2 separate regions of the Mus musculus genome follow, and region 2 is linked to region 1. A link is a loop called in an ENCODE intact Hi-C map of the cell type or tissue named here. Cell type or tissue: left cerebral cortex. All regions are shown on one strand. Links, peaks and the distances in the headings refer to the core of each region. The heading gives the core; the rest is flanking DNA. Region 1 overlaps Kcnh7 (potassium voltage-gated channel, subfamily H (eag-related), member 7). Region 2 holds the start of Kcnh7 (potassium voltage-gated channel, subfamily H (eag-related), member 7).

Region 1 (12,279 bases), core at 1,628-9,627:
TGCCAGTTCTTACAACAGTTCATAGGATTCACAGCCCAAAAAGAGTGTTGAAAACATCCTCTCCTAGCCCCACAAATCTGTTCACTGACCTCCACATGCACATTATGACACACACACACACACACACACACACACACACACACACACACACACACACGCATATACACGCACATGTGTGCACGCACACATGCACTCACACACACCAAATACAATGTAACACAATTTGAAAGACCCACAGCAACTGTGGCATTATGGGAGCAAGTTGACGAGATGAAGCTTTTTGGTAAAAGAACATGTGTAGCCAAGTCTAAGGATTTGAGTGTTTTCTCTGTGAAGTACATGGGAAAAGGACACCTGCAGCCAAGCATAAGGGTCCAAGTCCTATCCTGGCGAAGTACAAGGTCAAAGAAGAGGTTGATTCATATTTGCTGTTCCCTGACCTCCACATGCACATTCTCTGTCTCTGTCTGTCTCTGTCTCTCTGTCTGTCTCTGTCTCTGTCTCTGTCTCTCTGTCTCTGTCTCTATGTCTCTGTCTCTCTGTCTCTCTCTGTCTCTCTCTCTCTCTCTCACACACACACACACTCTCACACCAAATAAAATGTAATACAATTTAAAAAATTAAGTAAAACAGACACGAATCCCTTGTTTTCTTTCTTTTTTTATTGAATATTTTCTTTATTTATTTACATTTCAAACGTTATCCCCATTCCTAGTTTCCCCTCTGAAAACCCCTATCTCCTGCCCCCTCCCCCTGCTCACCACCCACCCACTCCCTCTTCCTGGCCCTGGCATTCCCCTACACTGGGGCATAGAGCCTTCACAGGACCAAGGGCCTCTTCTCCCATTGATGACCAACTAGGCCATCCTCTGAAAAGCAGGCATTGCGATCTAAATAGAAACACTTTAGAAAATATCAAGCTACATAGTAAATTGTCTCATGATGGATAGAAATTTCATTTTGTTATAAAATATAATTTTTTATATTCTACAGTGAATATTGTTTAAGTCAAGCCACAAGGGACACTGACTATGTTTGTTTCCTTTGTTATTTATATTGCGTAAATCTAAATTAAAGCTAAATGACTCTTATATCAATTTATAGGACTTATCCAGGTTTTTTATGATCAATAAAGTGTATTTGTTTTGTGGAAATACTGTTTTGTATTCAATAGGTAGAAAGCTGATAATTTTCAACACTTCATGGCAAACACCAGGAGAAACTTGGCTCATAGATTAGCACATGTGCAAATACATTGCTGCATATGCTCACTAGCCAAAGAAGATTCCAGAGGATCGGTGGCAGAAATTCATGGATTTGTTATAAAAAGGACAGAATAGACAGAGTTGTTCATTGTAGTCTTTTATTCATTCAAATTATGAACAAAATTATTGTTTCTAAGTGGATAATTTCCAAAGAATTTTAAATTTGTGCTAGATATTGGTATTAACTATCCTAAAACACGCATTTAATTTCACATTTGTTGATCATTTCATACAGCATAATATCAGTGTAATTGTGTTTCTAAAAGGTGGATATTTATGTTTTTCAGTGGATAATTCAAAGTCTGTGAAAGATTTATAGGTATGGATGTTTAATATAATGCACAGGTGACTGGCAGAACTTAGACTGTATTTTGAATTTTCATTGGTCAAATTGACATTTGAAAGGCTTTTTTCATTATTGTTCCTGTCTCTCTTTAACTTTAGCATGGTTAATTTTTGATTTCTTAATTTCTTCTTCTTTGTAAAATAAATAAAGGAACAAAGGCTCCATCACACAGCTACTAGACAGTTGGTTCAGTAGAGCTGTAATTATTCCATTGTGGTGGTCTCTTAATTGTACGAATACACTTGAAATGTAAGCTGTTTACTTAATAAGTTATAATGACTTTCTTCAGAGACAGAGAGCAAAATGCTCTTTGTGTTTTCTAAATTTAAGTGTTCAATGTTATGAATACACTGTGCAAGATGTAGATGAAAAATCTTTGGGCACATTATCAATGTTTACCTCTTGGAGATCTGGAATGAAAGTATGGATGGCTGGAACTGAAACAAACACGTGGGCTCATTCTAATGTTATGCACATCCATAGTGGCTGAGACTTCACAATCAACACATTGTAACATCCATGACCCAAAGTCGGTCTTCAGGAATTCAGCCATGATCTCTCCTGTGTAAAGTATCATCAGGCTGGGTTTACACAGTTATACATGGGGAATTGTTTTCCCCATGATCAGGTAGGCATATTTCACACAGCATTCCTATGCTCAAGTAGATGATAATTACAGTTTCTTGACTTTTATTTTAGTTGATTGGTTTTTAATCAATCGCTCATTGAACTGGTTGCTGGATATTACCACGTTTACTTTACAGATTTTTCAGAATTGTAGGAAAACTGGGGCATTCCTACCTGTGATTGCCTCTGTGCAGACACCAAGTCACTTAGCAGAGAACCTGAGCTGGTAATCAGAACTGGTAATGTTGCAGGCATGGAGATGTAAGAGCATGTAAAATTTACAGGTATGTGAGTCAAATCGCATCTGCTTTGATTTTGCTCCTGGGTTAGGAAACCTAATCAGGCTCCTGCCTTTTTAACTTCCTATGTTTATTTGATTGTTTTATTGTTTACATTTCAGTGTTTTATAAATTGCTTTCATCTCTGCTTGGCTGTTTCAGTTTCCCACAGGGGAAGTGAATCCTTGTATCTGACTTCTGGGAGATCTGCTTCTTGTCCACAGATTTGCATTTATGTGACCTGTCTACTGCCTGCTGGGACTCCTGAAATAGTGCTCATCTGCCTGTTGAGTCATCTTGCTGACCCCAGTTGGATCTATTGTTCCAGATGCGATCCTGGACAGCCAGCTGTTGCCTGTGGACACATTTCTTGCATATTATAGCTATACTGTTATGTTAAGCCAGGTTGGTTCATTTGAAAGCTGAGACTCTTTATCAGGGGATAATCACAATTTTCACATCTCAGGTACTGCAAGCTGCCCAACCATACTGCATAGAGCTATGATGCCACACCACATCCCAATGGCATTGCCAACATCTCTTCCACTATTGTTACTTATTGTTTTAAAATTATTTTATTATTTTTGAGTGCAATGTTATGCCTATGTGGGATTTACATGTGAGTGTGGTGCCTGCAGAGAAGAGAAGAGAATAATGGACCTTATCTCTGGAGCTGGAATTGTAGATTAGGGTCCTCTGGAAGAGCAACATGGGCTCCTAAATACTGAACCAGCTCTCCAGACTGTCTGTATTTATTTTTAAGACAATGAACTTATTTTTTAATTGGTTAGAATAAATAATTTTACCTTGGAAATTAGAAACTTGTGTTTTTGTGAGTTGAAACATGAAAACTATATCAATGAAGAAAACTAAAATTCCTCTTTAAAAAAATAACTACCTTCCAATTATTTTCAGACTTAGATCACAGAGACATTTTATAATCAAACCCTCAACCAAAGAACTGTAAAATTAATTTGAACCAAACAATTATTTTTTTCAGTGCTTTAAAAATTATGAATGATTCTTTCTGATAACTAAATCTCTTGAGGGGAATGTGTTCTGTCATGAAGAATCACCTTTTATAATCATATTATTTGTTTTTTTTTTAAAAAACTAAACCCTAGAGTGTTGAAAGAGGTCTGTCCTTAGCAAAAAGTACATTTTTTTTTTCTAATGGCGTATCATTCTTTCTTTGCTTAAGAGATCATGGCTGTCTACCAAGTAACTGGAAATTTAAACTGATGTGAGGAATTTAAACTACCTCACAGAATTTTTCTTATAGCTTTAGTAGCATTCAGTTGGCTAAAGATTTTCTTTAACACTGTTATTAGGGAATATTGGTGCAAGAAGATTAATTGCTATTCTTTAAAATTTTTAGAAATATGTCTACCCTGTTATCTTTTTACCTTTTGATTTCTCATCTGGAAAAGTTTGGACTCTAAGGGTATTGATAAGGAAGGAGATGAGATTTCTTTAAATTCAAAAAGACCAAGATTAATAAGTTTAAACCATTTGCACAGGGCCCCCAATGGAGGAACTAGAGAAAGTACCCAAGGAACTGAGGGGATCTGCAACCCTATAGGTGGAACAATAATATGAACTAACCAGTACCCCCTGAAGCTTGTGTCTCTAGCTGCATATGTATCAGAAGATGGCGTAGTTGGCCATCAGTGGAAAGAGAGGCCCATTGGTCATGCAAACTTTATATGCCTCAGTACAGGGGAATGCCAGGGCCAAGAAGTGGGAGTGGGTGGGGGAGGGTATGGGGGACTTTTGGGATAGCATTGGAAATGTAAATGAAATAAATACCTAATTAAAAAAAAAAGAATGTTGGTCTGAAGTAGTCTCCTTGCATAGAGGCGGTGCAGGTGGGGCAGCCAGAGAAGCTAATCACTGCTTCCTCTTATACATTTTTAAACTTTTTTTACTCACTTTATTTTCTTTTTCATTTTTTTTGAGTTAATTTTATTTTATTTTTATTTATTTATTTTTGGTAGGACAATTAAAATTTTTTAAAATTTTATTTAATCTGTTTTTTACAGTCCAGATTATATCCACCTCTTCATCCACCCTCTGACTGTTCCACATCCCATACCTCCTCCCCTGTCTTCATGAGGATGTCCACACACTCATCACCTCCTTCGCCACCAGACCTCCCCACTCCCTGGGGCCGCCAGTCTCTTGAGGGTTAGGTGCATCTTGTCTGAGTCCAGACCTGGTAGTCCTCTGCTGTATATGTGTTGAGGGTCTCATATCAGCAAGTGTATGCTTCTTGGCTTATTTATTTATTTTAATCTGTAAATACTCCCTTCCCTTTCTAAAATATCTTCACAACTATAGAACTATGTCTACTGTTTCTATAATTCTGTTTTTGATTTTGCTTGTTTTTATGAGAGGCTAAAAATAGTAGTGAGTAGGATTTTGAGCTAACAAGGGCAATGATGATGACCAAAAACACACTGTGAGCAAGAGAGAGGTTTGCAGAGAAATGTGCAGAAGAGTTATGAAAAACAACTTAATCACATCTGCTGGAGGCATGGAAAATTGAAACTTGGTCAAGTAGGGAAATGCACTACCTACTTTTCCTGAACTTCCTGGGAACCATCCAGTCATGAATATCTGTTTTCAGTTGGATAGGCACAGGAAGAAAGCAGGGGAGTCATGTGCAAATGATGCTGAAGACATGTTGAAGGTTGCTTGTTTGCACACTGCTACTCTGGAGCTGGTCTAGGTGGAGCTGCCAATGGATTGTGGGTCTTGGATGAAAGACCTTGAGGGTCGAACGTCGAGCTCTGTATCCAGCTTCTTTCCTGTTAGTTTCCTTTTTACCTTGAAACTTCAGAGAAGGCACCTAACCTAATTTTAGTTACTCCTGTAATATTGAGAGCATGGAATGTATTCCTTCCCTCACCATCACAGACTTAGAAAAGAAAGATCTGGGAGGAAACTGCTTTACAAGCTACAAAGATTATATGAGCATTTTTGTTTCCTTTTCATAGAGAAGACTCCATAATACTCAGCAAGTTATTAGAGCCCTTTCATTAAAGGACTGTTCTTAGCTAGATCTTTTCACAAGTTCCACATAAGTTATATTTAATAGTGCCAGAGTCTTTCCATATAGGCATTACTCATTTCATTTTATCGCTGAAGAAATAGAACATAGTGAAACCCAATCATCTACTTATAAGCCATGAGTTCCTAAGCAACTGAGCTAATGCATCCTTATCAAAACTTATAGCTCTCCAAATAGAATTGAGTCCTGAGGACTATGAAGCCCCACCCCTGTGCTGTGGCTCACATCTCAATGAAGTCCAGCCTGGCGTTGTAAATTTTGCCTTTACTTCCCCACAGGAAGTGGTGAGATGGATGAGAGGCATAACCCAGCCATGTGACTACATGGCTCTGCCTGCTCCCAGAGTGTTTTCTTCTCTGTTATAAGCATCCCCAAGCCCATGTCTGGAAGCTCCTAGTCTCCATACAATCTAATCTTCCAGGCTGGCCAATTCAATCCAGCTTCACTCCGCTTTAGACTTGCTCTGCCTAGCCTCTTACGAACTTTGGAAATCTGTTCTAATCTTCAGGCTCCTTCTCATTCTCTGGCTCACTCTGTCTTCACCTGGGTCTAGCTTGTTTTCTCTGGAACTTGTTTCTGTAAATGGTCCCAGTAAAACTGCCATACTCACCTACCATACCCCACACCACACACCCCCGATTCTCTCTCTTGTTGTTCTTAAATAGCCTCTCTCCCTTCTGCTGTTCTTTGTGAGTTAGGGATATTCTATCTCTGACTCATCCTGTCAAATCGTTCTCTGATTTGTCACTTTGCTGCTTAATTAGATGTCACTTTCAACCATAGCTGCTTTCTTCTTCAAATTTACCTTACCTTAATTGTTAGGGATTACAGGTGTGTACTAAGGGTGCCTCTGTATTCCAGCCCGATCATAGTCTGGGTGTGATCTCTTGCCAGAGCAGTCATTTTACCAGATTAAAATTCCTCTACATGATGTGTTTGAGAAAGTTTGCTCAGAACATGTTTTTGCTGGTTTCCAAAACACACGACCATTGGCTGGTCACTTCTCCAGGTTTTCCCTTGGCTATACCTGCTACTGACTCTGATTCTTTCCAGTAAATATCAGAATAAAAAAATCAGACTCGTACAGAGGAGAGGGTTAGATGTGAAACAGTTGTCACTGGAAACCTGTTTCATAATATCTTCCTAGGATTCAGTTTGTATCTATTATCTCATTAGTGCTTCTCAGCTTTGAACTTTTCCTTTAGGGAAAGAGTCTCAGAAGATATCTTCTTTTAATAATTTTTTTTATCTTACTGTGAATCTAATTGTTGGCTAAGTCTCTCTGAGAATATTCATTATTTGTAACTTGGAGTAAAATAATTTGCCTTCCTTTAGAAAAGTTTCCATGAATTGAAAAGAGGGAAGCTTTGAGGGGGTATAGTGTGTGTGTGTGATGTCTGTGTCTCTGTGCGATTTTTGATAGGGCACTAAGTGGGAAAATAAAGTTAACATTTTCTAGAAGGGCAAATAGATTTATCTATCTCTTAAAAATCATTGGATTATAATACGATAGCTAATCTTGGTTGCCGACTTGACTGCATCTGGGAACAAAAAACCCCACAAGCTGTTAGGCACTCCTGTGGGAAATCTTTTTGCTCAGAATATTTTAAGTAGGAAGATTCACTCTAAATCTGGGTGGCACCTTCTGGTAACAGCTCAGATAAATGGAAATGGACAAGAAAACTTGGCTTTTTGTCTGCTTGCCTTCACGTTCACTAGCATGCTCCTATCTCCCAGTGCTGGGGCATTCATTTGCCAGTATTAGAACAAAATCGTTAGGGATTCTAATTAGCAGCTCTCCAGGAACTCTTTATGACTTCAGGTCTGGGTTAGTATTGCTGAGTTCTCCTGGACTAAACAATCCCCAGATTCTCAGCCTTTCAAGAGTGAGGCAGCCACTGTTGCACTGCCTGGACAGTAGCATCCTGCCAGCCTTTCAAATATACATCCCATTCTTTCAGTTCTGTTTCTTTAGAGAAATCCAAACAATACAAGACATGTTTGATTTAAATTATCTCAAAGTATTTTACAATGTTTTAGACTTGGATTTTAAAATTTCAAATGTGCATTGTACATATTGGAGAGACCTCAACAACATAATGTATAACAAACTAGACATGAATGGATGGCAAATGAAGATCCTTTCAGTGCCTAAAAGGGTTAGGTAATAAAATGTAGCTATGAGTTTAGAAATCCAAAACTAGGGCTGGTGAGATGGCTCAGTGGTTAAGAGCACCCGACTGCTCTTCTGAAGGTCCAGAGTTCAAATCCCAGCAACCACATCGTAGCTCACAACCATCTGTAATGAGATCTGACTCCCTCTTCTGGAGTCAGCTACAATGTACTTACATATAAATAAATAAATCTTAAAAAAAGAAAGAAAGAAATCCAAAACTAAATTCAGATAAATAACAACGACAGAAGAAACTAAAAATGTCACCCCTTGTAGATTTTTGCCTAAACTTGACTGGATGTAGAGAAAATCATGGATATATAAATGTAGTAAAAATTGAATGTAGGGCTACATATACTTATAAATAAAAACAGAAAAGTAACTTCTAGGTAGGAATGGGGTTTTCTCTTTTTGTAAGCATTCTTTGATATCATTAGCTAAACAAATGCATTTATGCAGAATGGATCACCAAATTGTTATTATTAACATTATATTAACAGTTCTACTAGAAACAAAAATTGAATTTCATTCTGATTTATAAGACTGTTTGATATGGCAACATAATAAAATTTAAGTTGTTTTCTGTCTACGGAAGGCTTTATAGTTGGAATGACTCAGTAACTAAATAATTCCATTCAAATAGGAAACCTGGCTTAGGATAAAGAGAAAAATGCACGAAGCTTTTGATTTACCTCTTTGTGTGTGTGTGTGGGTGGGGGATGCTAGGCTTATAGATTAAGCTTAAGATGTATAAAGATTATGAGAATCCTTAAGAATAACATGTTAATTTTAGTAGAGAGACAAGGTGTACCTTATTTGTGCTGACTGAGAAGTGAATGAAGTAGGAGGAGTGTCTTCTCAGGACCCAGATGCAAAGCTTATCTCTGTGAAAATCACAACTATTTAAACTGTTCCCTTGGTTTCCTCCTAGGATGAAGGCATCTTCATCCATTCCTGAGAAATTGAAAAGGAGTCCCAGGCTAAACACAGATGAATTCAACTCTGGTTCCTGTAGAGGGAGATGAAGTATTTCTTGGCTGAGGGCAGCTTGTAGGGAAAAGTACAGCAATCTCATTTCCAAGGAGGGAGTGTCCTTCCTGACCCTCTGCTGTGTCAATATCAAAGTTTTATTTTCTCACTTTCCATTTGGAGCTTGGAGACTCTTCGGTCTCCCTAGGGTCTGACATATTGCTTACAGCACAGAACCCTGAAGACTCCTTGGTGTAGTGAAACAATAGGGGTACAGTTTAAAGGTAATGGTTGAATAACTAGCCCTGCCTCTAAGAAGGAAAGGGAGAGAGGAAAGACATGCATTGAAGAGAATGGGCATATCTGGCAGGGGTTTAAGTCTCCCTGAAGGTCTGTGTCTTTAAATGACCACAGAGGCAGTGAGTTATTGAGGATCCTTGGTCAAGGTAGATAGGGAGGGTACAGAACAACCAGACAGGATACAGTCTTCAGGAAGACAGTTAAGTGGACCTTTGGGGGAAAATAGTGTAGAGATCACAGTGATTTCTCCCATGTAGCATGTTCTGATAATGGTTTACAAAAATGGTTTCCTTGATAGGCAAAGGAAAACTTTTCTTTGGATTGAAGGAGTGCTACCAACCCTTTCATGATGAACAGCTGGGTTTACATACCATCCTTCTTCAACTACACTTAATGTAGATCAGGTCACACATCCTCCAGTCTGGTCTCTTGAAAAGTTCTAGAAAATAAAGCTCTACGGCCTTTCTTAGACACGTTAGAGGCATCATGGCTATAGTCAGTATGGCCTCTTTGTTGCTATTGGAGCTCTCTCTTGCAGGAGTATCATGTTTAAATTATTTAGGGTTCACATACATGCCCATTACTTAGAAGATGTTCGAGAATCTAGGTCTTGGAAAAATAATATTCACTTAGTTCCAACAAGGTGAAATATAAGAGCTAGTTCTCATTCCTTAGGAAAATATTTTTTAATAGGGCAGTAGGATGATTAAAAATAAAAATAAAATAAAAACTTAGGGGCCAGAGACATGGCTCAGTAGTTAAGAGCACTGACTGCTCTTCCAGAGGTTCTGAGTTCAATTCCTAGCACCTAAAACCATCTGTAGTGAGATCTGATGCCCTCTTCTGGTGTGTCTAATGACAGCAATGATGCACTCACATACATAGAATAAATAAATAAATAAATAAATAAAAATAAATAAATAAAAGCTTAATAAAATTTAAACATGGAAACAAATTTAGGACTCGCAGTAAGTATGAATAGCAGAGTTCCACAAGGACAAGTCACAGATCAGACACAGGATTCCATTTTTTTCTCACGGATTCCATCTTATCCCATCCTTGGACAGTACAGTCCATTAAGTTCAAGTCAGTTTAATTCATTTGCATTTGGCTTGCTGCCACTTAACCCAATACTTACTAATTACGAGATATTTTTAAATGCTGTGTACCTATTAAGAAATAAATGACTCGTTTAAGAGAAAGAAAATAAGAAGATATCCAAGCACTCTGCGAAAGGTGATGATGCAGGGGGAGTGCAGCTGAGCAGGATGGGAAGAGTGCATCGCTGAGGTGGAGATCAGAAGGAAAAGTGTCACATAATGTTTCCCAGTGTGAACCAAGGGCAATACAGACAGACCCATCCTGATTTCCTCATACAAATAAACTTAGGGTAACAAAGCAACATAATTTTCCCAGCTTTCAGACAATAAGGTGCGACTATGACGAGTTATGACAGCAGGCTTTAGACAAGCCCTGGGTATGGGCACACTTCCTAAGCAGAAAAATTTCCATTTGACTTGAAGTATTAGTGGTTGCCATTATTTTTGACAGATTGAAGCAAATCGATGCATTGGTCCAAATTTTGAAACTGTGGTTTTAAAAAGAGTTCTAATTCCAGGAGGACAAATTGCTCAACTCACTTTGCTAATAACTACACTTTCAAGGCCATTAATGATGGAAGAAATTACAATAAGTCAACAACAAAGGATAGCTATTTTAAGAATTTCACAAAATATATGAGTAGCAGAACAATACAACAATCACTATTATAACAGCTTAGTAAAAAATAGAACCATCATTTTATTACAGCCAATGTCAAGGTATTTAGGACACGGTCTTTGCAGGCCAGAGCTTACTTTTTAACCTCATTAGGAGGACTGGCATTACAGGTCATGACTTGTCTGTCCTTTCTAACCATGGGACGTTTTGTTTTACTTCCAATTCTTTTTGGATATCTACAACATGTATTTAAATAAAATATTTTCCCATGATACAATTTATTTGCATAATATAAATCACTAGATTTATTATATAACTAGGTTGTTATATCACTAGACTGACACTACGTTGAATATAGTGACTATTATTCACCTGGAAGTCTATCTACAATATCAAATGTGAGTGGGAAACTGGCAATAGATTGTCATTAATTTACTGGGACTTGGTCTGATTTATAGTTAATAAAACAAATATCCAAGAGAGATGCCTAGTAAACTACCATTATAAAGGGATTCAACTTTGCTAGAGAAATGTAGGACAGATACATCGATGTTGAAAGACTAAATTGCTGAGTGTGACTCTCTCATGCCCTCTCAGGCTTTCCATTTGAAAATGATAAATATTGTGTCTCCTGGAAGGACTGAGAATCTTAAAGCCCAAGTCAATTGTATAACAAAATGGGTTGGATGGGCTATAGGATGATACAGGCACGGCTGAGTAAGCATGGCTAAACACCAATGTTCCTCGTTGCAGTCTAAGATTTATGGGAAAGGTGATACCCAAAGGTCAAGGGTATCCCTGCTGAGATAGACTGTGACTCCATCTGGTCTTAGGAGTCGGGTAAATGGGATTGTTAAACTGAGATTTGTTGTTCTTGAACAGAAACTACAACCTGCCAGGATTTCTTAGGTCAGAAGAGGAAGTTCTGGAGTCCTTTATAATAATATAAATGAAAAGCAGGAGGATTCACTCTGTATTCTCAAATGCAGTGTGGTATATTAACAATTGTCACTTTGGTAGCGAGACATAATAAGGATAAACTTTAGGCCTAGGCCAGTTTTCCTTTAGAGATCCTCCTGCTACCATTGCTTGGCTGAGGCTTGTTATTCTCCCTTTTCCTTGTGGGAATAGGTCAGGAACTCACAGTGCCTTCACTCTGCAATCTAATGCTCAGTGACTCAGCTCGGAATCCATCCCTATGGAAGGGGGCCTGGCTGAGTCATGCTCTTTGTTTCTAGGCTTGCCTTAATGTCTTGGCACTAGAAGAAAAGTGGCTTTCAAGGCTTGGGGTAGATAAGGTCATTTCCTGCTTAGGTGTAGAACACAGCTTCTTATGTGATATCAAGCAATTCGAATATTTGGACCTGAAGGGAATGAATCTGACTCTGACACACTACATCATAGGAAGTAGCCGGGGTCTTATTTTGTCTCATATCAAAGATCTTGATTGCTCAATGGTCATTGACTTGATATTACACATCACCTGTATCTGGAAAGAAAATCCAGCAACAACCCAACGTAAGTTTTGC
Region 2 (12,279 bases), core at 1,651-9,650, 260 kb after region 1:
TAATATATATATATGTCATATATATATATATATAAATGATCATTAATAAACTAAGGATAAAACTATCCTAAAGATTATATGTGATTTTTATAAACCAAAACATCACACTTTCCCTACCAATTTTTCAACTTTTATAAATTTATGGTATTATTTTGCATTCCATGTTCATTCTTCAAAGCACATTTACTAAACTCAAAACTTGTAGCCAGCATTGATCTACATTTCTGAGTCCTTAAATCAGGAGACTTAATATTTTATGCTTGTGTTCAGAAAATAGATTCATTTAATGACCATAACTTATAGTATTGACCATAATTTTTAGTCTACTCCAGAATTCAGGCTGGAATCAAGAACCAAACAGCTAGACATTCAATGGAGTGAACTCTGGAGGCAATCAGGAATTACATCAGAAAAATGTCTTTTCTTCCTTCTTCAGAAGATCTGTGATGGTCAGAAGGTCAGAAGTGGAGGAAAAGGCCAAAGAGAAAATAAATCTTCTGAGGATTTTACATAGATAGCCTTGATACGTACATACGTACATACATACATACATACATACATACATACATACATACACACATAGATACATTGAAACTTACAAATATATGTTTATATATACATGATTATATATATGTATATATATATATACACACATTGCAATAATCAAATATGTTTGAAGCATGAAATTTGTAGGAGAAACAACCTTGCTAATTATCCCAATTAACTGATCTTCTCTGAACACAGTACAGACAAGAAGCCATGTCACAGATAGTGTTGTGGCCAGGATACCTAGGTTTAAAAAAGAGATGTTATTTTCTAATATGGGAAAAGGAAATTAAGGTAACAGGAAGGTAAATTTGAGCAAGTTAACCTTGATATTAGAGATGAAAAATTACCTTGTTTTATGTAAATATTTTCCACTTGAAAACCCAAGTAAATTTGATTCTGAAGGCCACCAAAAACACTGAATAGAAGTGCTGAACTTTATTCTGAGAGTTTTAAAGAGTATAAGTTTGCAGCCCATGGCCTTGCATAGGTGCATTGAGCAGTGAGGAAAAGCTGCTAAGAACTTGGGACCCATCATCAATTTTGAACACTGGGACCTGACAAATGACTCAGACTCAGGCTCTCTCATCCCAGTGTTCTTTCTGTAAAGGGTGATTAGTAGGGCACATATTGTATGGAATTGTACCCTTTACTTAATGCATAAAATTCACTTACAGTGATTCTTAGTTTCACTAAATCATCAGTGTGATTCATGTTTTAGCAAGAGCCCTCTGATGGCAATGCGAGAAGCCGATTGCAGAGACGGAAAACAATACTTCCATGCTTCCAAAAGTGGGTCATGTAGAATTTAATCAAAGGACTTGACAGTGAATGGAGAAGCAGGAGAAGTACTGTGCAATATTTTTTGACCAGGTAGATAGACGAGAAAAAAGTTAGAAGTGATTTTCTGGCTTCTGAATCAAATGGCAAGATGAACAGCTCATCTCACTGCTTCATACTATCTATACCCACTAGCTCCATGAGCTCAACTGTCCTAAGATTCCCTCAGAAGCTGGCTGCAACAGACCCAGTACCTATTTATAACAAATAACCAAAACAGAGAACAGAGCAAACACAACCCCTTCAAGTTCAGCAGAAAAGCAAGCTATTCTGACTATCCTATTCTGTCCCTTGAAATCGATAAAAATAACCAAGAAGTCATTTCCTAAGCCACCAGAAAAGATTGTACCTTTTGGCATCAGTGATCACGAGTGTACAGCTGGAGAGTACAGTATCAAGCTAAGATCAGACCTCTCCAATCTTCAGGACCTTTTGGTTTCATATGAGACAATAATGAAATGAAGTTTTGCAGTTGTAGGAGGACTACTTTATCAGAATGGTTATTTTCTTAAGAGATACAATGGATCATGTATAAACTCCAGAAGGCATGAGATGTTAGGGAAAGAAAATGAATTTTAGAATCTCAGATATAACAATGCGCATATGGGATAAAGTATGGAGAAGTCGAGAGGGAAAGTGAAAGAAATCACAGGCAACACACTCCTTGGAAAACTTTCCTGTTGCTTGAACACACACACACACACACACACACACACACACACACACACACACAAACTATATTGCTATTTCTGTATTTAAAACCACCATCTGCATCTCTACTACACAATCCAAGAATTAGAAGAGCAGAATATATTATGTGCATGAAGCTTATGTAAAGGTATTATAATAGTTATTTCATATGACTAAAATTTTAACTAAACCGCATTGCTTCCTTAAGACGTCATTATAATGTGCAAGTGACAAAGTGTGGTAAAAGGATTATATTAGTAGTTATTTTAAAGCTGGGGAAGAGAGAAAGAGTAGTAACTGACTCTAAATGTCATAATGTTCCTCTCTACATTTCTCTTTGTTTATAAACAACTTCCTGTAAACATCTTTGGTTTAGAAATTGCACTTGAACTTTTGTTGTGCTGTCGTATACCTCAAAACATAGACCACCATTGCCCTGTATGTACCTGTAATTAACATGTCACCTAGGAGAGAGAGGTAAATCCCAGAAGGAGCCTTCACTCTTACCTGCAGAACAAAGCCTTTTAGATCTTTCTGCATAGCTTGCAGGGACAAGAAATCCAATGTTAACCAACCAAGGCCATTTTCAACTTTAGTGGAATTATACATTGCCTCTGGTACTCTGAGCTGATGGGTTAAGGACTCTCCTTAGCCACTTTCTATTCTCTAGCTATTGAAAAGCAGCACAAAGAATAGAAAGACAACTACGTGTAACACTGCTTGGTTGGTAAAATTGAGACTATACTGTGTCTAGAATCTTAATGCTAAAATCATAATGCTCCCTTATTTTTACTGAAGTTTACTTTGGTTTTCCACATTTTTAAAGTTGTTTAGAAACTTGTGCTACACACTTATATAGTAAGGTTGTAGGGTGATCAACAAGCTATTTTGATGATAGGGTGCACTAAAATTCAGATAACCAAGTAAATTAAAGTAGAGCAGATTAAGCTATTGTTTTATGTTTCTTATTCCATCACCTACAAGCCACAAACAAGAGAATAAATAATGTTTTCCAGATCCCAATCACGACCCCATTTTAAGGTATTTTTTTTAAACATGAAGGTATCACCATATTAAAATACATGCCCACCCTTATATAAGCCTCAGTGTAATTATAGTTTTATATAATTAGAGTTTCGTGTCAAAAGATTTACAGCTTCATCACCTCAAGCAACATTCAGAGCTGCCAAGAATGATTTATGCAATAATGACTTAAACTGTAAAATAGAATTCTCAAAGGAAGAGCTGTCAAGTGCTTCTACTTCAGATAAGTGGGTTTTTAAGAATTGATATTCTGGTAAACAGCAATCTCTACTCTACCTAGAACAGTCACATACTGAGCAAGATAGGAAGTACTGCTTCTTAGTGAACTGTGCGGCATGTCGTGTTTCCACTGGGACCAGCTCTGGCTTCCCCTGCTCAGCAAGCCAATGAGGCACTTCAAAAAGCAAGCTTTCAAAAATAATGGTTCACTCCTCAGATATTTTGATGCTTAAACGTATTTTGTTGATCCATCATGAATGAATGGAAAGCACAGAATATAGGAACACTTCCTCACTTTCTCATCGTGAGATACATATATATATATATATGACTGAATTGCTGAATTAATAAAATAGGAAGCATTTACTGAATAGAATCAAGAATAAAAAAAAAACAACAAAAATACAAGTGATTGAAGTAGATGAACTTAGTTAAAAGGCATTAAGGAAACATTAAGAAACAAACCAATGAAAATATTTCTATGTTGTGTTTTTCTTCTGTCTGTCTGCTTTTATAAATATAAAGTGGCCTGCAGCAGGTCAATAAGAGGTGAGACTATCAAAGCATTTGGGTCTCATAAGCTTTTACTGATTTTATAGCTGTCGTGTGAATAAACCAACAAACTCTCAAAATTAAGCCATCCACTAGTTTATTGGATCCCAAGAAGGGAAATATATCTCTATCTTAACCGTCTTCCAGGGGATCTGAGTTAATAACCTTTCCTTGGGGGGAAAAATCCGTGAGTTCATCTATTTATTTCCTCTACTAACTAAAGCTAAGTAGACAGTTTCTTGTTGACTCTAAAGAGGCGCTACTCCTTAGAAGCGTGCCATACCTGAAAACATCAATAAAGACAAAATTTGTATGAAAAAATAACATATCTATATTTCCACAAACTTCCAAAGGTTCCTTGTACAAAATTCTCTCTAGTCTCTCTGTCTCTCTCTGCCTCTCTCTGTCTCTCTCTGTCTCTCTGTCTCGCTCTCTCTCTCTTCTCTCCCCTCCCCCTCAAAATTCATATAGCTAAGCAAAGCATTCAGACATACATTTGCAATGGGCAATACGCTGACAACTTTACTGCAGGCTTGTAACCAACAGGTTTGTGCTTCTCTATAAATTTCCTCTTGAAAATTGTTCTGAGCTCATCTTTTCAGTTATAGTGAATGAAGTGATGAGTGTCCAAAATTCCACATTTTAGTTTCAATACAATAGATAGAATTGTTATTTAAAACCAAAAATTTGCTTAGCAGCTCACTGGCTTAACTAGAGTAGTACTTTAACTTTTTTAAAGATGAAAACATTCTGAAGCAATCTTGAAAATATAACAACAATTATGTCTGCCAAGCCTTAAACAACCATGATGTAGACCATGTCAACATCCTCTGGAACATTTAGAGAAGAAATAACCTACATTTCAAAGAAATTCTTAAAATTTCAAAAGGCATACTTCTTGGAACAAAATAGGCAAAAGAGATAAGGTGCAGTGCTTTGTGATAGTCTCTGTGAAGCAGTATCTCTAACAATGAAGCAATTGGGCTATTTATAATATACAATGCTACTGAGCGGAAAATAAGAGTGAACTGGGAAGAACTTACAGCTCAATTCCTTTGCTCTCTGATAATCATATAATTGCCTTCATTCCAGAGCAATATAAAGTCATACAAACCTGCCTTTCCAGTAATACTCGATTGCAATTCCCACTCAAGTGCAAGTTCATAGGATGGAGAAAAATCCAGTAATTAAGAACTGTACATTTCTTACTTTGAAACATTTAATTACAAGAAAATAAGACAAAGAATTAACCTTTCTTTTGCTATTTTTTTCTCTGTAGTTTTCAAATAATAAGTCATAATCCGGTGTAGCCTATAGGATAGCATGCATTGCCAAGCTTAAGGGTTTTCTAAAAGTCTGAGCAGATTCTCCTCACCCTCATTAATTTTTGTAAATAAAACAGCAAAATAGATGATGCAATATTGGCAAAATAACCTACAATGTACTTGTTTTCTACAAATGTTTTACTAAATGGGTAATTTACATGTGTAGATGTGAGACTACAACTATGCTTTAAAGTGAATTATGTGAGTATTCATATAGACTAACCTATTTATATTCAGTTATTTATATCTGAATATATATGTGTGTTCACATGCATGCATGCATGTGCACATTCATATGTGTATGCTACAATGTAAATGCATGCACATTGTTCCCAGGGAAAGGCTATAAGAAAGTAGTGTGTCCTTGAGCTTGAAATACTAGTCTTAATTTTAATACTAATAACTTAACAACTTAACAAGTGAATATTAATAACTGCACATTCAGAGCTCCTTTTCTGTATTTCTTACAAGTAATGTCTTCTACATCTCTTATTTTATAACAACTGCATGGAACCAAGTTTAGTCACTCAGTTGTAGAGGTTTTTATAAACTGTACCTAATCTTCTCTAAAAACAGTTGAAAGACACAAAAGTACCAACAACCAACACTTTAAAAGCCAAGATACACTTATCACTGCACCAATGTTCATTTCAGATTACACTGTTTTAATGAAGACCGTGGTAATATATTCAATGTCAGGCAGATAGTATGTACCGACTCACACTATGCATGAAAAATGCAAACAGTGAGTTACTAATTCTCACACCACTCCCTTGAAAAGTGTCAGGGGTGACTTATGGCATTTTCGTCCTTGGTGACATTAAGTTACTGCACCTCTACAGAGTTCAAACAAGGTATGCTTACACAAAGAAGAAGTTTTGTCACTGGTCAAATAAGAACATTCATACTTCTCAGATACTGAGACTTTACATGTAAAAAAAAATTCCATCTACAATTAATTATGTGAGGTTTCGTCTGCATATGAACTTTTGGTAATCGGAATTTCACTACAAGGGAATCAAATAGAAGGAATCCTAGCTGGATCCACATTACCATTCTTGTGATAGTAGGTGACCTCCACTTTCCTCTCCTCTGACCCCAGCAGCGCCTGGGCAATCTGGGCAATATCATGCCTCTTGGTCTCAGGCCCATGGAGAAAGTCACAGGTACACGGCTTCTGCATGACATCTGGCCTGGAGAAACCCGTCATCTCACAGAAGCCATCATTGCAGTAGATGATAGCACAGTTCTGCACTCTGGCATTTGCAATGATAAATTTTTTATCTGCAACAAGAAGATGGTAGGACATCTCTTTTAAAATCTTCCCAAAGGTTCTCACAAACACTAAAGCCATTTGTTGCATAACGAGGGTCAGAAATACAGTGGCTTCCCCCAAATGCCAATCATTTAGACCTTTCCAAGAGAATTACAAAAATCACACACACACACACACACACACACACACACACACACACCCCTATACAAACTTGAGGTGTGAGATCTGTGGAAATACGTGATTTAATACAAGAAATTAAGACAATTTCTCTTCAATTGCAAGAACAGAAATTTCCAAGTTGCCTAGTTCTCAAGCTCTTTGAGTCCCAGGAGGTCCTGGTGGACACACTGACAAGCAGTTTGCCAATGGATAATTCTAGAATGCCATTTAGTTGAATGATAAAAATTTCTTAAATTAGAAAATTAAAACATTCTGTAACTGCCAGGTTTCTCACTTCAACTTTGACTGGACCTTAGAATGCAACTATCTTAAAGTACCTTATTTTTAGATTTGCTTTTACTTGATTTCTATAAGGAAGGCATATGGTTTTCTTTTTTTTTAAATACATGCTTATATTTTTTAAGACACTTATCTTTAGCAATGAAATGACTCCACATTTATTAACAATAAATAAAATAAACCTTCATACTTTCATAATGTTCAATTCCAAAAGATAAAAAGAAAATGCACACTATACAGTTTGAATAGTGATAGAAAACAGTTTTTAAACTTTCTGTTTGGAACAAGCTATAATTTTATGTAATAGATATTTTAATTCAAGTCACATTAGGTGTGATAACAAGTTATATTTGCTATTTCCATAAAGAATATGGAACAGAATAGAGAAGTTAATGTTGTTCACAGGTACCAGATCTTCACATCACTAAGTGCAGTACTGGAGAAACATATAATGTATGCAACATAAATGCACGCTGAGGTAGATTTAGTGCAGAATACAAATGGATAACTACAGGATTTTAAATTATTATATTTATAGAAAATAATTCCTGGTGGCTTGCTTACATGAGTACAGAAATTTTTTTTCTACATTCAATCTCTGTGGGATTTACAGACTGCCCTTCAATTTTTAAATTTCTACACCTTATATTTAGGGAGCGACAAAGAGACACAAATACGGTTTTTCAGTAGTGAGCTGCTTGCACTCAAACCAGTCCACTGCTCACCAAATTATTCTTTTGCGTCTATTTTCAGTTTCCGTACAAAGTTCAGTTTTAAGAGCCAACTAACATCAAGCAAACAGCATCCTTGACATTCCACAGCCCAGCAGTTTACCAGCAGAAAACAGTTTGCATAGCTGTTGGCATCGCCACTACCATTTACATGTTCTTGTTTCCAGCCTATAGTCGGTTCTGCTCCTGACTTTACAAAGTCTGCCACAGAAAAAGCTTTAGAATACAAGCCCATGTTTTACCAGCACGTTCCCTTTAAGGTAGTAGACTAGTAGGGCATGAAGTAGCAAGGCAGATAATGGAGCAGTGGGAGAGGAGGATCAAATTGCCTTGTACAATGGAGTCCATAATATAAAATGTAAATCCAAATTAATATTAGAACACCCCCGCTGCCATCTGAACTGCCTGCCTGGCTTTCCCAGCCTCTAACTTGACAACCTGGAGTTGTCCATCCCTCTAGCTTGGAAGTGACGGACGCCAAGTGCTCTACCAAAGCAGAAAGCGAGCGACAGGGAGAGAACAAACGAACTTACTCTGCCCTTCAAATTTCCGTATGATGGTCCCCAGGAAGGTGTTTTGCGGTGCCACATGCCCCCTGCGAACAGGCATGTTGCCCCGGGTCTTCGCCGAGCGCTCCGAGCTCAGAGTTCTCCCGGGATGTCTCCCGGGCTAGAGCCCAGGCCGGCGCGCAAGCCGCTCTTTGTGGCAGCGCATCTTCTTTGGGGAGCAGAAATCTCTTCCCATTAGCACCACTTCGAGACACCCGCGTTCTCCGCCGAAGTCCAATCCATCCCGCTCACCTTCCGGAGGGGGCCTCGCACCGGCCTGCGTCGAGTGAGAGGCTTGGGGGCGGGGAGGGGAGGAGGCGGGGTGCGGGAGGTGGCGGAGGAGGGCCGAGGAACGCGGGGGGCGGGCTGGGCTGGGGTGGCGGGGCGGGGAGTCACAAGGGCAATCGATCTGTTTCTCTTCTCCCAAACAGCGCCAATTTCTCAGTGCAAATGGGCTTAACCTGGCTGTTGCCCAGAGCCCCAAGGATTGCTGGTGGGCGGGGGTGGGGTAGGGTGGAAGACTTGTGCGCCTTTTGCAGGAAGGGAAAAAAGAAAAGGAGGCAGGGTGGGGGTTGACGTTACTGTCCCCGCCCTCTCCCCCTACACACACACACACACACACACACACACACACACACACACACACACAGCCTTTATCCTGGGAGCTTGGGCGCCGCCAGAGCTCGGGTTACTCAAGCGTGCCTTATCGGAAGGCAGCCAAGAAATCTCCCAAACTCAGTGATAAAACAGCTACTCTGGGAAGGTGATCTCCATGGCCACTAGCCACAGGGCTCCATCCTTAAGGGATTCACACTATGGTAGCTAACACGCCCTCAGTTGCAAAGAAAAGACAGGTGGGAAGCCAGCCCAGCCCTTTAATGAGTGCTTCTAGGCTCTGCTGGCGCTCGGGATGCTGAAGATCGAAGATGAGCCACCTAAGAGTGCAGGTACAATTTCAGGGTTCAGCTCTGACCCTGACACCCTCAGGGGTGGTCTCTGAATAAAGCCAGGACTATCCAAAGCACCGCTGAGCATACCGGGTTTCCCCAAGGGAGTCCCAGAGGAGTTGCAATGATGAGGGTGACTGGGTCTCCCTTGTGCTAGAGGTTGACAGAACGATGTTAAGGCCAAAGATTGTGTAAGCAAATGGTACAAAACAAGCCCAGAGTTTGAAAAGGGTGAGGCTGAGCGCCTGGGAGAAGGAACAAAAGGTGGGTGGGGCTAGGAGTTCCCTGCCTTCAAGTGACCTCCCTTGTTAATTACCTCCTAAACCCAGTAGCCAAATTCCTTCTGTTTTCTCACCTTTGCTAAGGGAGTACTTGCATAAGACAGAGTTCCAAGGGAAACATTGAGACCTCTTCCTTTTAGCTTCACAGAGGCTTCCCATGTGGGAATCTCTTCCTGATTATACATGCACTTTGTTTGGTTCATATGTTCCTGGAGACTTAAGGCAAGCTGTGCTAAGGAAACATCTTTTCAAAGTAGATTTTTCCAGGTTTCTTCTCCTCTCCTCTTACTTCTCTCCCTTCATTTATGTAGTCAGCTTTAATAGCTCTATCCACGCCCCTTTTTGTAAGTATTTTCGGTCACCATTTCAATCTGCAAAAGAGAACTTAGACAAATCTCTTGTTTCTGGCTGTCAATAAAGGCCCACAGACTTTCATAAGGACATATAGCTGCATGGATGAGGGTCGCTGATAGATCAGGGTGCAGCCCATAGTCCTGCTTTGTCTACATCAGTAGGGTTCACATTATCTCAGTTATACCTCAAATATGAAGTGAAATAATCAGAGTGGGGCTAAGTGACAAGAGGCAATGTTCACTTAGGAGGGTGAACATATATTGTGGTAAAGAAGGTATATTGTGAGATTCACACAACACTTTTTTATATTTTAGAAAACTACACCCCCAAATTCTAAATAAAAACAAGAACCGAAGAAATTCTAACTGTTTTCATTGAAAGTATTGAAAACAAATCCAAAGGAAGACAGTGCCTGGAAAAGTTCAATTTTCTAGTTATTAGCTTGATTTTTCTTGACTCTGTGCAGTTGTGTCCATTGAAATATTGAGGACACACTTTTCTGATACATGGTTTCTTTTCTTTTTTCCGTGTAGGTAGATTATTTAGTGTTTTTCTTCCCTAGATGCAGCTGTGCTTGCAAGAACCATTCCTGGTTTCAGAAGCTAAAAATGTATGGAGCTATCCGTGGTGCTGATTCTTAGACTGCCATTAGTGAGTATTCATTGAGGATGCCAACCAATGACAGTGGAACTGCAAACTCAGTCAAGTGGCTGTTAAGACACAAAACCCTGATCTTAGTCACCAAATGCCTAGAAAAACACAAGTTGCTATTTTTGAGACATTTCTTAAACACCTTCCCATTTTACTTAGCTTTTAAACTAAACTCAAGTTCACATTACCCACCAAATCAAGGACTCCAGAGGAGAAAAGAATACAGTGTGTGGATTGTAAGTTTTCCGTATAAAGTTTCATTGCCTATAAGGTTTCGTGACACAATAATACAAGAGCAAATTATAACAAAGCAACATGGCTGGCTAATACATTTTAAATGACTTGCCAGCTCAGAAAATGAGAACCACTTTAAGGTAATAACCATTCCCATTGTATTTTGTAAAAACAAACGTTTTCTCTACTACAGGATACGAAGATTTGACATGCAGAAGTTTACTGTGTAATGTTTCTGCTTATGATTGAATATTTTCTCTTTAGGTAAAACTCTCAGAGCATCTATTAGGATTAGTTAATGAAATACATGATAAGTTTCCATAGCCCATGTAAGATATAAGTGAGATTATAGGCTTCACATTGTCTTCAACACATTTAACAAAGATCAGTTCTATTCATGAGGCTATGTAAAATCATAGAATGTTCTTCAAGAGGAAAAATGGAATTCTGTTCTCTAGAATATTTTCTCTTTAGGTAAAACTCTCAGAGTGTCTATTAGGATTAGTTAATGAAATACATGATAAGTTTCCAAAGCCCGTGTAATATATAAGTAAGATTATAGGCTTCATATTTCCTTAGATACATTTAACTAAGATCAGTTCTATTCATGAGGCTATGTAAAGTCATATAACATTCCATAATCTATGCATTGTAATTGATTGATTTGAACAGAAGATTAAAGGTATCCTGTTTCTAAATTATCCCAGTAATTGTGTTCATGCATTATATATTGGCACAGTGGAGACAAGTATATTAATCTATGCCCACCCAATAATAGAATAAAACCAGAGGGTGACAATCAGGGTTCTTTCCTGGCTGGAAAATTATATCTTACCATCCTCATCTCTTAAACTCTAACCAGATATTATGGGTTTTTTGAGCTCTCAAAATCCTATGAAATATATAGTTTAATACCCAGTCTCCTAATTATGAGCAAAGATGCAAAATAGACTCATATATCTCTTAAAACTCACATGGTTATTCACTTTGACTTTAATCTAAGCTATTAAGAATTTAAACATGCAAATGTTTTAACAATGCCTACAACATAATAAATAAATAAGCTTTATATATGCTTCACATGTGTGGTGCTGGGTATATTACTCAGGGATAAACCATGTTTCCCTAGGATGCAGGTCGATCTAGATTCAATTCATAGCACACTTTTCTTAAGAAACCAGCATTAAAAATTTTCAAACATAATATATAGTTATTCCAGTCTTTAGGGAAAGAGCAGTAGTCATCATGGAATGTTTAAGTAGTAATTTTATGCTGAGAAGAAAAAAAATTGAAAACTCTATAAGCAAATAAACGGTGTTACTTTCTCATTATACTGTTTCTAAAGTGGTATTGGAAGTAATTTGATGATATTTATGTAAAGTTTTTGTACAATTTAGCAAAACTATGTTACAGATCTGATGATCACAATTTGTCATTTTAATGGCTATCTTAATGTGGTCTTGTGTGAAGATGGTGGATAGCTTCTTACTAACTGGGTCACGTCTAACTTAAGAAACATCTGACTCCACAGTTATAAGTTAGGCAGAATTTGGCTTGCATTAGCCTCTTTAGCTCTGGAATC

The links. A loop is a pair of places that touch in the nucleus more often than their neighbours do. Peaks named below come from ENCODE experiments on the same cell type or tissue, not always from the same donor. Only the 100,000 strongest peaks of a DNase experiment are listed, where the experiment ranks them.
Region 2: it touches region 1 in a loop (9-fold over the local background); 2 of 42 quality-filtered maps call a loop at or near these places.

The regions. Positions count from the first base shown.
Region 1 is chr2:62,916,756-62,929,034 of GRCm38, forward strand. All of the region lies in intron 2 of Kcnh7 (potassium voltage-gated channel, subfamily H (eag-related), member 7), which reads right to left. Among named protein-coding and RNA genes, the nearest start is that of Gm52513, 45 kb to the right of the region's middle. In left cerebral cortex, for the core only: a CTCF peak has its summit at 8,778; DNase peaks (open chromatin) are centred at 6,209, 7,228 and 8,755; H3K27ac peaks cover 1,780 bases.
Region 2 is chr2:63,175,787-63,188,065 of GRCm38, forward strand. It overlaps Kcnh7 (potassium voltage-gated channel, subfamily H (eag-related), member 7), which reads right to left and starts at 8,501. Exons shown (of 16, transcript NM_133207.2): 1 at 8,216-8,501; 2 at 6,270-6,500. The coding sequence starts at 8,291. It overlaps Gm34110 (a long non-coding RNA gene), which reads left to right and starts at 7,917. Exons shown (of 3, transcript XR_866371.2): 1 at 7,917-8,516; 2 at 10,375-10,463. In left cerebral cortex, for the core only: no CTCF peak of the experiment used is centred there; DNase peaks (open chromatin) are centred at 2,064, 2,552, 3,401, 6,385 and 5 more places; H3K4me3 peaks cover 5,076 bases; H3K27ac peaks cover 6,607 bases.